5 separate regions of the Homo sapiens genome follow, and regions 1, 2, 3 and 5 are each linked to region 4. Evidence: chromatin contacts called from ENCODE Hi-C or POLR2A ChIA-PET data. All regions are on one chromosome and are shown on one strand. Each heading gives the region's core, a stretch centred on a gene start or an enhancer-like site at or near the end of the contact. The rest is flanking DNA. Distances are from core to core; before and after follow the strand shown. Region 1 holds the start of YJU2 (YJU2 splicing factor homolog). Region 2 holds the start of HDGFL2 (HDGF like 2). Region 3 holds the start of ZNF554 (zinc finger protein 554). Region 4 holds the start of MFSD12 (major facilitator superfamily domain containing 12). Region 5 has its middle 7.1 kb from the start of TLE2.

Evidence for each region. A loop is a pair of places that touch in the nucleus more often than their neighbours do. ChIA-PET counts read pairs that join two places held with the same protein, here RNA polymerase II (POLR2A). Pooled maps may share reads with other maps.
Region 1: a pooled map shows a loop between it and region 4 (12-fold over the local background). The contact joins the promoter of YJU2 here to the promoter of MFSD12 in region 4. A Hi-C loop is called at or near these places in 2 of 37 single-sample maps with no recorded cell type and 9 of 50 pooled maps. POLR2A ChIA-PET finds 5 or more read pairs at or near these places in 2 of 52 experiments (CD4-positive, alpha-beta memory T cell and activated CD8-positive, alpha-beta T cell).
Region 2: a loop to region 4 is called in a map of naive thymus-derived CD4-positive, alpha-beta T cell, with 5 times the contacts of the local background. The contact joins the promoter of HDGFL2 here to the promoter of MFSD12 in region 4. A Hi-C loop is called at or near these places in 1 of 168 maps with a recorded cell type or tissue (naive thymus-derived CD4-positive, alpha-beta T cell), 1 of 37 single-sample maps with no recorded cell type and 6 of 50 pooled maps. POLR2A ChIA-PET finds 5 or more read pairs at or near these places in 1 of 52 experiments (HepG2).
Region 3: a pooled map shows a loop between it and region 4 (4-fold over the local background). The contact joins the promoter of ZNF554 here to the promoter of MFSD12 in region 4. A Hi-C loop is called at or near these places in 1 of 50 pooled maps. POLR2A ChIA-PET finds 5 or more read pairs at or near these places in 2 of 52 experiments (HCT116 and MCF 10A).
Region 5: a map with no recorded cell type shows a loop between it and region 4 (7-fold over the local background). The contact joins the enhancer-like site here to the promoter of MFSD12 in region 4. A Hi-C loop is called at or near these places in 1 of 37 single-sample maps with no recorded cell type and 5 of 50 pooled maps. POLR2A ChIA-PET finds 5 or more read pairs at or near these places in 1 of 52 experiments (HepG2).

What each region holds. Positions count from the first base shown.
Region 1 is chr19:4,245,787-4,248,565 of GRCh38, forward strand. YJU2 (YJU2 splicing factor homolog) reads left to right here and starts at 1,294. Exons shown (of 8, transcript NM_018074.6): 1 at 1,294-1,384. The coding sequence starts at 1,361. RefSeq lists enhancers at 354-1,125, 884-1,023, 1,364-1,453.
Region 2 is chr19:4,470,879-4,473,578 of GRCh38, forward strand. It overlaps HDGFL2 (HDGF like 2), which reads left to right and starts at 1,419. Exons shown (of 16, transcript NM_001001520.3): 1 at 1,419-1,544. The coding sequence starts at 1,473. RefSeq lists enhancers at 65-234, 495-844 and silencers at 1,345-1,524, 1,555-1,614.
Region 3 is chr19:2,818,523-2,821,387 of GRCh38, forward strand. It overlaps ZNF554 (zinc finger protein 554), which reads left to right and starts at 1,346. Exons shown (of 5, transcript NM_001102651.2): 1 at 1,346-1,602. The coding sequence starts at 1,550. RefSeq lists a silencer at 1,385-1,824 and an enhancer at 1,757-2,450.
Region 4 is chr19:3,556,272-3,558,998 of GRCh38, forward strand. It overlaps MFSD12 (major facilitator superfamily domain containing 12), which reads right to left and starts at 1,315. Exons shown (of 10, transcript NM_174983.5): 1 at 835-1,315. The coding sequence starts at 1,132. RefSeq lists silencers at 741-910, 1,091-1,160, 1,201-1,750 and an enhancer at 1,860-2,154.
Region 5 is chr19:3,035,024-3,037,723 of GRCh38, forward strand. It overlaps a transcript of TLE2 not described here. Among named protein-coding and RNA genes, the nearest start is that of TLE2, 7.1 kb to the left of the region's middle. RefSeq lists an enhancer at 248-447 and silencers at 588-757, 1,418-1,477. Within about 2 kb of position 1,273, at least 38 of the 41 ENCODE cell types and tissues checked have a DNase peak (open chromatin) inside an H3K27ac peak, as active enhancers do.

The DNA.
Region 1 (2,779 bases), core at 44-2,543, 690 kb after region 4:
TCAATTGTAAACATCTTATGACCCTGGCTCGTGACTGGCAGCGAATGTGCCTTGTTAATTTTAAGATGGAGTTGATTTTTGGCCAGGTGCAGTGGCTCATGCCTGTAATCCCAGCACTTTGGGAGGCAGAGGCGAGCAGATCACCTGAGGTCAGGAGTTCGAGACCTGCCTGGCCAAAATGGTGAAACCCCATCTCTACTAAAACTACAAAAATTAGGCAGGTGTGGTGGTGCGTGCCTGTAATCCCAGCTACTCGGGAGGTTGAGACAGGAGAATCACTTGAATCCTGAGGTGGAGGTTGCAGTGAGCCAAGATCGCACCACTGGAGGCAGAGGTTGCAGTGAGCCAAGATCGCACCACTGCCCGTCAGCCTGGGCAACAGAGCAAGACTCCTCAAAAGATAAATAAATAAACAAACAATTGCCACAGCAACATCAAGAAGTTACCCTATATGGTCTAAAAAAGGGAGGTATGAATAATCCACCCCTTGTTTAGCATATCATCAATAAATCACCATAAACATGGGCAACCACCAGCCCTTGGGGCTGCTTTGTCTGTGAAGTAGCCATTCTTTTATTCATCTACTTTCTAAATAAACTTGTTTTTGCTTTGCACTGTGGACTCGCCCTGAATTCCTTCTTGCACGAGATCCAAGAACCCTCTCCTGGGGTCTGGATCCGGACCCCTTTCCTGGAACAATCTGACACAGAGGAAACGTCCATGAAAGGTGGGGAGGAGGCTGGGGAAGGAGGCTGGGGAAGGAATGGGATGGGAAGTCCTCGTTAAGGGGAAGGCACAGGTGGGCAATGGAGGGACATTTGGGAGACACTGCGTATGTTTAGGAAGTTGGTTTGGAGCCTGATCTTTAAGTCAATGTCTGTGACTCAAGAGTCGTCCAGGGTCCTCTTAAGTCACCCTATGTGTGGCCCCAACCCCATGTGAGAGTTGCGGGCCCAGGAACGATGTGTGGATTCCCAGAGCCCAGAATACAAGGCAGGCGCATAATACATATTTGCTGAATAAAAGAATGAAGAACAAGAGGTCACGTTACAAAATTTTAACGAGCCGCTGCCCGCTTCTAGGGGGCGCAGCGCACTATACAAAATTCTCCAATTCCACATGGCTCCCGGAATCCTTATTTCGCGCTACTCAGGTTGCAACTCCGGAGGGAAGACGCTGGGACTTCCAGCTTGATAGGCGGGGATTGGAACCAATGAAAGAGGTCTGCTGTGTATGCTGCAGCCAATAATAGCGGCCGAAGGAAGTGACGTTTGCGGAAGTAAGGCTTCCGTCGGAAAAGCTCGATAATTACCCAGCCTAACCATTTCTCAGGTGCTTGCGAGGTGATCAGAAGGCAAAGATGTCGGAGCGAAAAGTATTAAACGTAAGTGTTGGGCGACTGGGGCTTTTCAATCGGAGCAGGACATCCCGGAACTCCGGGAGAGGGAGGAGCTTCCTGAGATCTCTTCTTTGGAACCCTTCTTTCCCAGCGGCCTTCCGCGAGATGGGGCTTCCCAGACTCCTCCCTAGACTCCTCCCCATCGCCTTCCGTCGGGGGGGTGGGCCTTCGCTAAGTCTCCCTTCTGGGCTGGGGTGTAGTTAGTCACCTGCGGGGCGTGGCTTGGGCTTTTACCCAATCACCACCAGATAGGGTTTTTTTTCTGGGGGCGGGGCTTCCTTAAATGCTGGCGGCCGTGTTTTGCCCTCTTCTTGAGGGGCGTGGCTCTGAGAAGCCCCGCCCCACTTGGGGACTGTAACCAATCGTGTACTTTGGGTGGGGTGGGGTGGGGTGGCGCGTGTGTGTGTGTGTGTGTGTGTGTGTGTGTGTGTGTGTGTGTGTGTGTGTGTGTGTGTGTGTGTGTGTGTGTGTGTGTGTGTGTGTGTGTGTGTGTGTGTGTGTGTGTGTGTGTGTTTTGTTTTTTTTACTGGGGTCTGGTCATGCAGATAACCTCTGCCTTACAGTGGCCAAGATTTTACTGGGGTCTGGTCATGCAGATAACCTCTGCCTGACAGTGGCCAAGATTCCAGACTCCCAGAAGAAAAGCAGAGGTTCAGTATAAACTATACTGTTGGCACACTTCTGTTTTTTGGTTTTTTGAGATGGAGTTTTGCGCTTGCTTCCCAGGCTGGAGTGCAGTGGCACGTTCTTGGCTCACTGCAGCTTCTGCCTCCTGGGTTCAAGCGATTCTCCTGCCTCAGCCTCCTGAGTAGCTGGGACTGCAGGCGCCCGCCACCATGCCTGGTTAATTTTTTTTGTATTTTAGTAGAGATGAGATTTCACCATGTTGCCCAGGGTGGTTTTGAACTCTTGATCTCAGGCATTCCACCCACCTCATACTCCCAAAGTGCTGGAATTACAGGCGTGAGCCACCGCGCCCGGCCCCACGCAGGTCTTTCTAGGAGAGCAGTCTCAGGCTTGCTGTAGGAACTCCTGGGAAACAGGAGCCCTGGGATACAAAGGGAGTGTGAGTATGGATTATGACAGATACCTCCACTGCACCACTGGAAAATAAAGCACTTTGTGTTTGGAGCACCTACTGGGTGCCAGACACTGCAAAGAGCACTTTATCCCCCTTGCCTCAAGGAATGCGTGCAAAGACTCTTGGAGACAGAGGACAGTGTGCGCATTTCACAGAGGAGTAAACTGAGCCCTGCAGGTTTCAGCTCCTCAGGATTCAGATCCAGGGAGATGACTCTGTAGGAAACGGATGTAGTATCGTGATTGGGAGGCTGAGCTAACAGAGTCCTGGTTTACCCTCTACAGAATTGCTGGGGAGTT
Region 2 (2,700 bases), core at 169-2,668, 910 kb after region 4:
CTAGCTATTTTTTTTGTATTTTTAGTCGAGACGGGGTTTCACTATGTTAGCCAGGATGGTCTCGATCTCCTGACCTCGTGATCCACCCACCTCGGCCTCCCAAAGTGCTGGGATTACAGGCGTGAGCCACCACGCCCTGCCGGAAGGTAGAGTTATAGCTTTTTTTTTTCTGCTCTGTCACCCAGTCTGGAGTGCAGTGGCGCGATCTCGGCTTACTGCAACCCCCCGCTCCTGGGTTCGAGTGATTCTCCTGCCTCAGCTTCCTGAGTAGCTGGTATAGGTGCGTGCCACCACGCCCAGCTAATTTTTGTATTTTTAGTAGAGACGGGGTTTCACCATGTTGGCCAGGCTTGGTCTCAAACTCCTGACCTCGTGATCCGCCCGCTTCGTCCTCTCAAAGTGCCGGGGTTACAGCCGTGAGCCATCGCGTCCGGCCGAGTTATAGCTTCTAATACTTCCTGTATTTCCTGTTGCCGGGCTCAGTCTAGAGCAGGGTCCTCACAATCATTATGGGCCCCATCTTCCAAGTGCAGAGAGCGAAGCCCAGGACAATCAAGTGACTCGGCCCCACGGTATTCAGTACATTTTTCTTGAATGAATGAATAGGTCTGTGTGGCGTTTTGGGGCCCTGGCATATAGTAGGTACTCAGTTAAGTTTTTAACTAAGTGAAGAAATAACTATTTTGTGCATTTTGTGGCTGTTTATACTAAGAGCTCCCCCGGAGCCTGCCCCTTCCTCTAAGTCCCGCCTCCTCGAGCTGGCAATCGCCCGTCCCTGTTTTATGTTGTATCGCTCTTCTTTCGATAGCCAATGGCCGACGTTCCCGCTGAAGCCCCGCCTCTTGTGATGGCCAATGCCTGCTCCCTACCTTGAGGCGCTTCTCTTGTGGTATCCAATGGCTTGCATATCTACTTTAAGCCTCTCCTCCTGAGCGGGAGAGGCTGTCAATGACCCGCCCATTGCGTTAAGTGATTGGCCTTCTTTTCTGCGGTATCCAATGTTCTGCCCTCCTTATATCCCCTTCTCTTGTGGAGGTCTATGTCCTGCCTCTTTCCCTTAAGCTCCACCCCTTCACTCCCTTAGAGCGTCTGTTCGTCTCCTCCCACCTTTCCCTTTCACCTCCCATAACCTCCCATTAGAGTCTCTGGGTTACGCCCCTTGGGTCTGTCCGTTATCCAATCCCGTTAACTGCTGTGCTCCAACCTCTGTTCTTATTGGTCGCCTCCCTTCTCTGTCCCCTGCACGTGGTCCTGATCGACGGCTTTGCCGGCCCGTGACGGCCGGAGGGCTGAACTTCCGTTGGCGCAACGCCCAATAAGCGCGCGTCGGCAGGCTGCCCAGACAGCCTCCCCCGCCCCCTCGGCGTCCCGCTCCCGCCCCCGGCTTCGCCTCCCGCTGCCGCCGCCGCCGCCGCCGCAGCCGCTACCGCCGCTGCAGCCGCTTTCCGCGGCCTGGGCCTCTCGCCGTCAGCATGCCACACGCCTTCAAGCCCGGGGACTTGGTGTTCGCTAAGATGAAGGGCTACCCTCACTGGCCTGCCAGGGTGAGGCCGCGCGGGAGATGGGGCCGGTGGGGGGGGGGGGGGGGGCAGCGGGGGCCCCGGGCCGGAGGCGGGCACTGGAGGGCCGGGGTTGTCCTGGGCCTGAAGGAGCTGCGCCCCGGGGGTCTGGGGTTCATGGGGTCTGGGGGTGTCCGAGACCCGCAGCGGCCCCGCCCTGGGGGTCTGGGGGTCCTGGGCCGCAGGGAGCTGCGCCCTAGGGGTCTGGGGTTGTCCGGGGCCTGCCGGAGCCGCGCCCCGGGGTCTAGGGATCCTGGGCCTCAGGGAGCCCCGCCCTCGGGGCCTGGGGGTCCTGGGCTGCAGGGAGCCGCGTTCTTGTGGTCTGGTGGTGTTCGGATCCTGCAGGACCCGCCGTCTGGGCCTGCAGGAGCCCCTCCCGGGGTCTGGGGGTCCTCGGCCTCAGGGAGCTGCGTCCTGGGGTTCTGGGGGTGTCCAAGCCCTGCAGGAGCCGCGCCCCGGGGTCTGGGGGCCCTGGGCCTCAGGGGGCCGCGCCTAGGGGTTCTGAGGGTGTCTGCGGCCTGAGAGACTCTCGCCCTTGGTGTATGAGGGTTTTGGGGCTCAGAGAGTCGCTCCCTGGGAGTCTGGGGGTATCCTGGGCCCGAGGGAGTCGCACCTTGGGGGTTTGGGGGTGTTTGGGGCCTGAAAGAGCCGCGCGCCGACGGTCTGGGGGTCCCGGGCCCGAGGAAGCGGTGCCCTGGGGGTCTGGGGCCTGATAAATTCTCACTCTGGGGGAATGGCGGTCCTGGACCTGAGGGAGCTGCGCCGTGGGGATCTGGGGGGTGTCCAGGGCCTGAAGGAGCTGCGGCGCCAATGGTCTGGGGGTCCTGGGCCTGAGGAAGCTGCGCTCTGGGGGTCTGGGGCTTCTGTGCCTGAGGGAGCTGCACCATGGGGATCTGGGGTTGCCCTGGCCCAGAGGGAGCCACGCCTCGTGTGTCTGGGGGTGTCCAGGGTGCCTCAGGGAGCCGTGCGCAGGGTGTCTGGGAGGGTCTGGGACCTGAGGGACCCTCACCTGAGGGCCTGGGGATCCCAGGCCTGAGGGCTCAAGGTTCAAGTTTGAGCAGAACTGCGGAACTTGAGATTTGGGGTCAGATATGGGGGCTGAAGCACTCCCTTGTGGGTCCTGGAGAAGCCCAGTTTTGAG
Region 3 (2,865 bases), core at 96-2,595, 740 kb before region 4:
AAGGATGACTAAGGTCAGAGCAGGTGACAAGGATGACTAAGGTCAGAGCAGGTGACCAAGGATGACTAAGGTCAGAGCAGGTGACCAAGGGTGACTAAGGTCAGAGCAGGTGATAGGGGCTAGGAGGGGTTGTTTACTGAAACTAGGGGCAAGGAAACGAAAAGAACGAGGAAGTTAAAGTTTAAAATGAAGAACAAAGAATAGGTGGCCGGGCGCGGTGGCTCACGCCTGTAATCCCAGCACTTTGGGAGGCTGAGGCAGGCGGATCACGAGGTCAGGAGATCGAGACCATCCTGGCTAACACGGTGAAACTCCGTCTCTACTAAAAATACAAAAAAATTAGCCGGGCGTGGTGGCGGGCGCCTGTGGTCCCAGCTGCTTGGGAGGCTGAGGCAGGAGAATGGCGTGAACCTGGGAGGCGGAGCTTGCAGTGAGCCGAGATCGCGCCGCTGCACTCCAGCCTGGGCGACAGAGCGAGACTCCATCTCAAAAAAAAAAAAAAAAAGAACAGGGGAGCTGAATATACGGAAACATTGGTTCTTTGGAGAGGAGCTCATAACTGATTGTACTTAACAATTTACAGGCTAAAACCTTTGAAGAGGAATTTGTTGTATCCTACAACAGTATATTAATTATAGTAGTTTTACTATTTTAATTTCTCATAAATAACAATCAGTAGAATATTAAATAAATATTTAAACAATAATTTAATTTGGCTGGGCGTGGTGGCTCACGCCTGTAATCCCAGCACTTTGGGAGGCCAAGGCGGGCAGATCACTGGAAGTCAGGAGTTCGAGACCAGCCTGGCCAACATGGTGAAACCGCGTCGCTACCAAAAATATAAAAAATTAGCCGAGTGTGGTTGTGCACGCCCGTAATCCCAGCTACTTGGGAGACTGAGGCAGGATAATCGCTTGAACCCGAGGGGGCGGAGGTTTCAGTGACCTGAGATCATGCCATTGCACTCCAGCCTGGGCGACAAGAGCGAAACTCAGTCTCAAAAACAAACAACAATTACTTAAGCAATCATTTTAATAAGTATGTAATACATTATACGTTTATATAACTTGCTTAATAAATAATAGTAGTTATTAATATCCAATGGCAAGCCGCCGGGAAACGACGGAGCTGGGATTTGAGGATTGGCTCCGCGAACCCCACAACACCCGGGGACTCCAGCGAACCACACGGGGTGGATCCAACAGCCGCAGGGGCATCGTGGTCCTGCGGAGACGCCGCCCGCCCGGAGGCGGCGCTGTGACCCAGGTTGGAGAGTCAGGAGCCCAGCGCCGCGCTGCGGGGCCTGCTGGGACTTGTAGTTCGCAGGTTCGGGGTGCGCAGGCGCAGTGCCGAGTTTACCTCTGCGCGCGTCGGGGTTGGTGGCGGCGGCTGCGGCGAGTTCCTGAGGGGCGCCTGCGGGGGGCGTCCGCTCCGAGCGCCGAGGAGCCGAGCGGAGGAGGCGTCCCAGGGACACGCAGGGGAGGCCGGCCGGCCTGCACGGGGCGCTCCCGCCTCGGGGGCCCTGTCTGGCGCCTCAGCGCGCGCCCCGATGGTCACCTGCGCCCACCTGGGCCGGCGCGCGCGGCTCCCGGCAGCTCAGCCGTAAGTGCCGCCGCCTCCCGCGCCGCGACCTCCGTGCCGGGCCTGCCGGGGCTCTGGTGGGGCTGGGTCTGGCGGGGCCGGGTGGCCGGGGCATGACCCTGTCGCGATAGGGTCCCCACGGGAGGGTCGGGAGCCGGCAGCTCGCCCAGGGCCCCAACGCCCAGGATGGCACGGTCTGCCCTTGCCCTGTGAAAACGCCCCTGGGTGAGAGACGCATAAGCTTTCCGAGGCCCAGCCTGCAAGGAGAGGGAGAAGACGCATTGACTCTACCCTAAAGGCAGAGAGGGGCTGCCACGCTCGCACTGCAGTGAGGCCACATCAGAGGGTCTGAGCGAGGGGCGGTCCTGCCCTCCAGGGGACACCGGGCGATGTCTGGGGACGTCTGTGGTTGTCATAACTGGGGGCAGTTCCTGGCATGGAGTAGGTGGAGGCCAGGGATGCAACTCAGCACCCTGCCCAGCCCAGAGAATGACCCAGGCTCCAGTGTCCACAGCGCCCTGAGGGAGAGACCTCACTTATACGTTAGCACCGCTGTCCTGGTGATAAGACAGCAAGGGTCCTTTTTTTTTTTTTTTTGAGACGGAGTCTGGAGTGCAATGGCATGATCTCGGCTCACTGCAACCTCCGCCTCCCGGGTTCAAGCCATTGTCCTGCCTCAGCCTCCCAAGTAGCTGGGATTACAGGCGTATGCCACCACGCCCGGCTAATTTTTGCATTTTTAGTAGAGACGGGGTTTCACCATGTTGGCCAGGCTGGTCTCGAACTCCCACCTCAGGTGATCCACCCGCCTCAGCCTCCCAAAGTGCTGGGATTACAGGCGTGAGCCACCGCGCAGCTGCAAGGGTCTATTCTGTTTATACCCACCACCCATGTTGAGGAATGAGGGAGGCAGCTGACCTTTCTGCTGCTCTAGCAACCCCAACCTCCCTGAACTCTCCCCTACCCAAACAGGTTGGTTTCTTTTTCTTCTTCTTTTTTTTTTCTTGAGACAGTCTCGCCCTATTGCCCAGGCTGGAGTGCAGTTGCACGATCTCGGCTCACTGCATCCACCTCGTGGGTTCAAGTGATTCTCCTGCCTCAGCCTCCCAAGTAGCTGGGATTACAGGTGCACGCCACCCCGCCTGGCTAATTTTTATATTTTTAGTAGATACAGAGTTTCTCCATGTTGGCCAGCCAGGCTGGTATCGAACTCCTGACCTCAGGTGATCCACCTACCTCGGCCTCCCAAAGTGACCACTGCGCCCGGCGCCTTTGGTTCTTACA
Region 4 (2,727 bases), core at 65-2,564:
TAGACAGACTGACAAAGGAGGCGCTGAGCAGTCACCACCAACCCTCCAGAGGGTTCAGGGTGGCCCGGGGGCTCAGACAAACAAAGGCATTCCCACTAGAAAGTCATGTAGTCAGATGGTGAGGGCCCCGCAGGTCAGACAGCAGCTCTGAGGCAGACAGGGGAGGCTGGACCAAGGGACAGACAGAGGGGATACGGGGCAGTTAAACAGACAGATGGGGGAGGCTCATGGCTCAGGCAGATAGAGAAGCCCTGCACAGTTGGACAGATGGGGGAGGCACTGCACAGTCAGACAGATGGGGGAGGCACAGCACAGTCAGACGGGGGAGGCTCAGGCCATGGGGCAGAAAGACGGGGGATGCTGGATGGTGGGACAGGCAGGGGAGGCTCAGGAGTGACACCACAGAGGGGCCACTGGGTAGTCAGACAGACGGGGGAGGCTCAGGCCACGGAACAGCCAGAGGGGTGAAAACTCAGCTCATGGGGCAGACAAACAGGGGAGACTTAGGTCCCAGGCAGGCAGAGAGAGGGGGCTGGGTGGTGGGACTGATGGAGGAAGCTCAGGCCATGGGCACAGACAGACAGACAGGGGAGGTTCGGGCCAGGGGACAGACAGAGGGGTGAAAACTCAGCTCATAGGGCAGACAGATACATAGGGGAGGTTAAGGCCGTGGACAGACAGTGCAGGGAAGCTCGGGCCACGGGACAGACAGACCGAGGGGAGACTCCGATCCTGAGGCAGGCAGACGGCGGGTGGTGAGTCAGAGGGAGGAGGCGCCCGGGTCGCGGAGTCTCGGAGGGGCTGCCCGACAGGTGGCGGGGCCGGGACGCTTACCGACCAGGTGCCAGGCCTTGCGCGGGCCGTAGCGGGCGCAGCAGCTGGCGGCGCGGTCGGCCTCGTAGCCCACGAGCGGTGTGCACAGCCCGTCGGCCACCTGGCCCAGCAGCAGCAGCAGCCCCGCGCCGCGGGAGCTGTAGGCGCGCACCGAGTGCAGGTAGAGCAGCAGGTAGGTGAACCACATGGACGCGCACAGGTCGTTGAGGAAGTGGCCCACGGCGTAGCTCAGCCGCGCCACCAGGGACAGCGGCCGCGGGGACGGCGCCGCTCCGGCCGCTGGGGGTCCCGGGCCCATCGCGGCGCCGGGCCCGCGCCCCCCACCCCCGGGCTCCGCGGAGGGTACCCTGGCCAGGCCTTCTTGGGTGCCGTGGGGGCAGGCGCCGGGGACCCCCACCACGCGCCGGGCACCCCGCGTCCCGCTCTCTTACGGCCGCGCCCTCACCCACGTCCGCCGCGTCCGCCCCACGCTCGACTCTGCAGCCGCCGGGCCCCAGAGCCGGGCGACTGCGCCGGGCGGGGCAGGGCGGGGAGGTTCCGGTGCCTGAGCCAATCGGAGCCGCGCCCCGGGGAACCGCAGCCAATCGCCAAGGAGAGAGGAGAGGGGCGTGGCCGCAGGGCTCGTTCCGCCTCTACGACGGGCGCCCACGCGGTCCTAGCGCCCGCCGGGTATGAGGGCGAACCCCGAGCGCGCCGCAGGAGTGGCCGGCACCCCCATAGACTGGGGAAGGAAATGGACCAGAGGGCACCGCCGGCTCCCACCCAGACCCGGCCTCCAGGCCCGCACCACCCCAGTCCACCCGGAGCTGGACAGCCCACTGCGGGCCGGGGTGGAGCGAGTGGGACGGGCTCTGGATTTGGGGTTGGGGGGAGGTCTGAGCCCGAGCTGGCCTCGGGGTCCGCTGACTCCCCGGCCTAGAGAGACGCGATCGGGCGCGGAGAGGACGCAACAACACTAATTAATTGGTTACTAACGGTAATGATGGGGGTAATCAACATAATAGTACCAGCTGGCCTTTAACGAGCGTTGCCTGCAAAGAGCCCCACGTGGTGACGCAAATTTCACTCTCATTTTACAGGCGAGGAACAGAGTTGCCCGAGGCTCGCAGTGAGTCAGGCGTCTGTGACTCCCAGGCCTGTGCGCGCGACCCTCCCCGTCCAACCAACGTCCTCCCACAAACGGGTCACCGGACTGAGGGTTTCAAGTTCCTCCAGGGGGTGTGTGCGGTTCCCCCTAACTCAGGCCCTACTCCTTCCAGCAGCATTTTCTCTTCTTTCCTCTTTTTATTTATTTCAGAAACAGGGTCTTGAGACGGGCGCGGTGACTCACGCCTGTAATCCCAGCACTTTGGGAGGCCGAGGCGGGCGGATCACCTGAGGTCAGGAGTTTGAGACCAGCCTGGCCAACAAGGTGAAACCCGTCTCTATTAAAAATACAAAAATTAGCCGAGCGTGGTGACAGGTGCCTGTAATCCCAGCTACTTTGGAGGCTGAGGCAGGAGAATCGCTTGACCCAGGAGGCAGAGGTTGCAGTGAGCCAAGACCGCGCCATTGCACTCCAGCCTGGATAACAAGAGTGAAACGCCGCCTCAAAAAAGAAAGAAAGAAAGAAAGAAACGGTCTTGCTCTGTGGCCCAGGCTGCAGTGCATTGGTGCAATCATGGCTCACTACAGCCTCAATCTTCAGGGCTCAAGTAATCCTCCTGTCTCAGCCTCCCAGGTAGCTGGGACTACAGGCACGCATCACCACATGTGGCTAACTTTTGTATTTTTAATTTTGGAGAGACAGGGTCTCACTATGATGCTTAGGTTGACCTCAAACTCCTGGTCTCAAGCAAGCCTCCCACCCTGGCCTCCAGAAGCTCTGGGATTACAAACATGAGCCTCTGCATC
Region 5 (2,700 bases), core at 23-2,522, 520 kb before region 4:
CAGGCACACTGCACCGGGGAGGGTAAATACAGATTTGTGGATTGCCCGAGAAGCCACAAGACCACACACGCACACAGGAACACACCCCATCCCTTAGTGTGTGATCCGCCAGGAAGGAGGAGTTTTTGCTCTGGGCAGCAACATCCCCAACTTTGGGAGCAGCGGGTGGAATTTGGGGAGACTCTGCTGCCAGCAACTGTGTGCATACTGGGGAACCCTTGGCCGCCTGTGACTCCATAACTCCCCAAAATACCACATCCGGCCAGAGCAGGAAGCAGGGAAGCAACCTGCCAGGCGTGTTCCAACGTGGGTAGAGTCCCCAGCGACTTCATTTGCCACGCGGGACTTCACGGACCCCCTCTTTGCGCCTCAGTTTCCCCAGCTGCACCATCAGGGAAGAAGCTGCCAGAGGGGAAAAGGAGCTCAGCCGCCGATCTCCCCCTTCCCATTACAGAGAGGCTCAGCCCCTGGTTCCTGGCTAGGGTTTTACGTTGTGGATGTGGGTTTACGGAAAAAAAAAAAAGGGAAAAAGCTGAGAAGCTGCGCTGGGACCCCGGATTGCTCAGACCACCTTAAATCAGCCTGGCCGCCCCAGCTACTGTGGAAATTCCTTTCTCCGCGGTGGTTGGCTGGGGGCGCCAGCCAATCCGCTCGCGACGCTCCCACATGGGTCAGTGACGTCACATAGGAAACTGGCCAATGGGGATTAGGAGACCAGCAACCAATGGCAGGAGGCACTGGGATCAGTAGGGCCAATCGGAAGGCAGCTCGGCGCTCCCGGCGGGGTTTGGCGAGTGTGGCCCCCCTCCCTAGGAGAATCTGAGACCCTAGTGGACGCCCGAGCTCGACCGGATTGGAGGAGGGGGGGCTAAGGCTCCATTATTATCCAGAAACAGGGGAAAGCGAGTCACCCCCAAGCCTGGCCTATCTCCCCTTCAAAACAAGGGACCCTCGTGCAATATGCTACCAGCTAGCTGGCGGAGCAGAGGTTGCATCTTTCTCCCTATTTCACAGATAGGTAAACTGAAGCAAAGAGTAGTTAAGTCACGCTGGACGCCCGGCGAAGAGCTGAAGCTCTTACCCGAGCCTGGGGGCTCCAGGAACGGTCTCAGTTTTACCCCCAGGTGGGGGGGATGGGCCTATAGGTAGTCAGGGGTGGAGGGGGGTGGTGCTGGGCCTTGTGCCTCAGTTTCCCCGAGCGTGGAAGCTGGAGGAGAGCACGGGTTTTCAGAAAAAGACTACGATTCCCAGAAGCTCCCGCGCGGCTCCCGCCCAGGCTGTCAATCAAAGTAACGTGGGTACCTCTCCGGCCCGCGCTCTCCCGCCCGTCGCCTCCCTCCCGCCAGCTCCCGCTCCCTCCCTGCCGGCTCCCGGCCCGGCGCGGTATAATTACAGCCCATTGATCCGACCCGGGCCGGGAAAGCGGCTCCCTCGGGGAGGCCAAGCCTTTGGCTTCCGACACCGCCAACCTCTGCCTACCGCCCCCTCCAGCCGAACTGCCGGGCCACCAGCCAGGCCTGTCCCCTCCCGCTGGCCCCGGGCTCGCGGGTGACCTCTGAGCCTCAGCTCCCCGCCACGCTTGGCGGTGTGCCCCCCGGAAAAATCACACACACATTTCCTTCCACCCAGGAACATGAGGAGCCATCTCCCTAGAACCTCCAGGGCCTCTCTTTGAGCCTCAGTTTACCCAGATGCACAGTGAGATTGCTGGACAAAACTTTCATGAAACCCATACTCCGTGCTGTTCTGCCTGGGAGCAGCCAGGGCTGACCTTGGTGGAAACTCAAGGAGGGGCTCCCAAGTTTGGGAGGAGGGGGAGACAGCCCAGCTCTCTCAGAACCCCTGTGGTCGGGGTTGGGGTTAGGGAGGATCAGAGCTGGGGGTGGGAGTGGGGGCAGGCTCAGCCAGGATTTAGCGCCCCCATTGGGAAGTTGGGATAGCTTTCTAGATGTTGGGTGGTAGTATTTAATAGATGTTGGGGCAGGGCGTGGTGGCTCACGCCCGTAATCCCAGCACTTCAGGAGGCCGAGGCAGGCGGATCACCTGAGGCCAGGAGTTCGAGACCAGCCTGGCCAACATAGTGAAACCCGGTCTTTACTAAAAATACAAAAATTAGCCGGACATGGTGGCACGCTCCTGTAGTCCCAGCTACTCAGGAGACTGAGGCAGGAGAATTGCTTGAACCTGGGATGCAGAGGTTGCAGTGAGCCGAGTTCGCGCCACTGCACTCTAGCCTGGACAACAGAGTGAGACTCTGTCTCAAAAACAAAAACAAAAACAAAACAAAACAAAAAGATGTTGGGTTTCGGTATTTAAGCTAGGGTTTTGCAGAATGCATAGGAGTTGCCTCATTTGAGCAGTGCCTTTAGATTACCCTAACCCTAAGTGGACAGAAGAAAGATGGGGCAGCCTTAAGCCCTTTCCTGTGACAGAGTGAGCCTTGGGCTCTGACCCCTAGCTTTGCTGTGTGGATCTGGGAACATCCCCCAGCTGTGAAGTGTCGGGGAGGTAGATACCCCCTAGGGTTAGAAGGCCCCTGTGCCTACTTTCGCATGGGTCCTGAAGTCACAGTGGGTTCTGACCAGCAGGAGTCAGGGCCTGGGAGCCCGTGGTAGGAGGCACTAGGATTGGCTGAGGGGCTCAGGAACTCCAGCCTCTCCCTGAGTAAGAACTGGGCGGCTGGGGGAGAAGTCCCAGAGT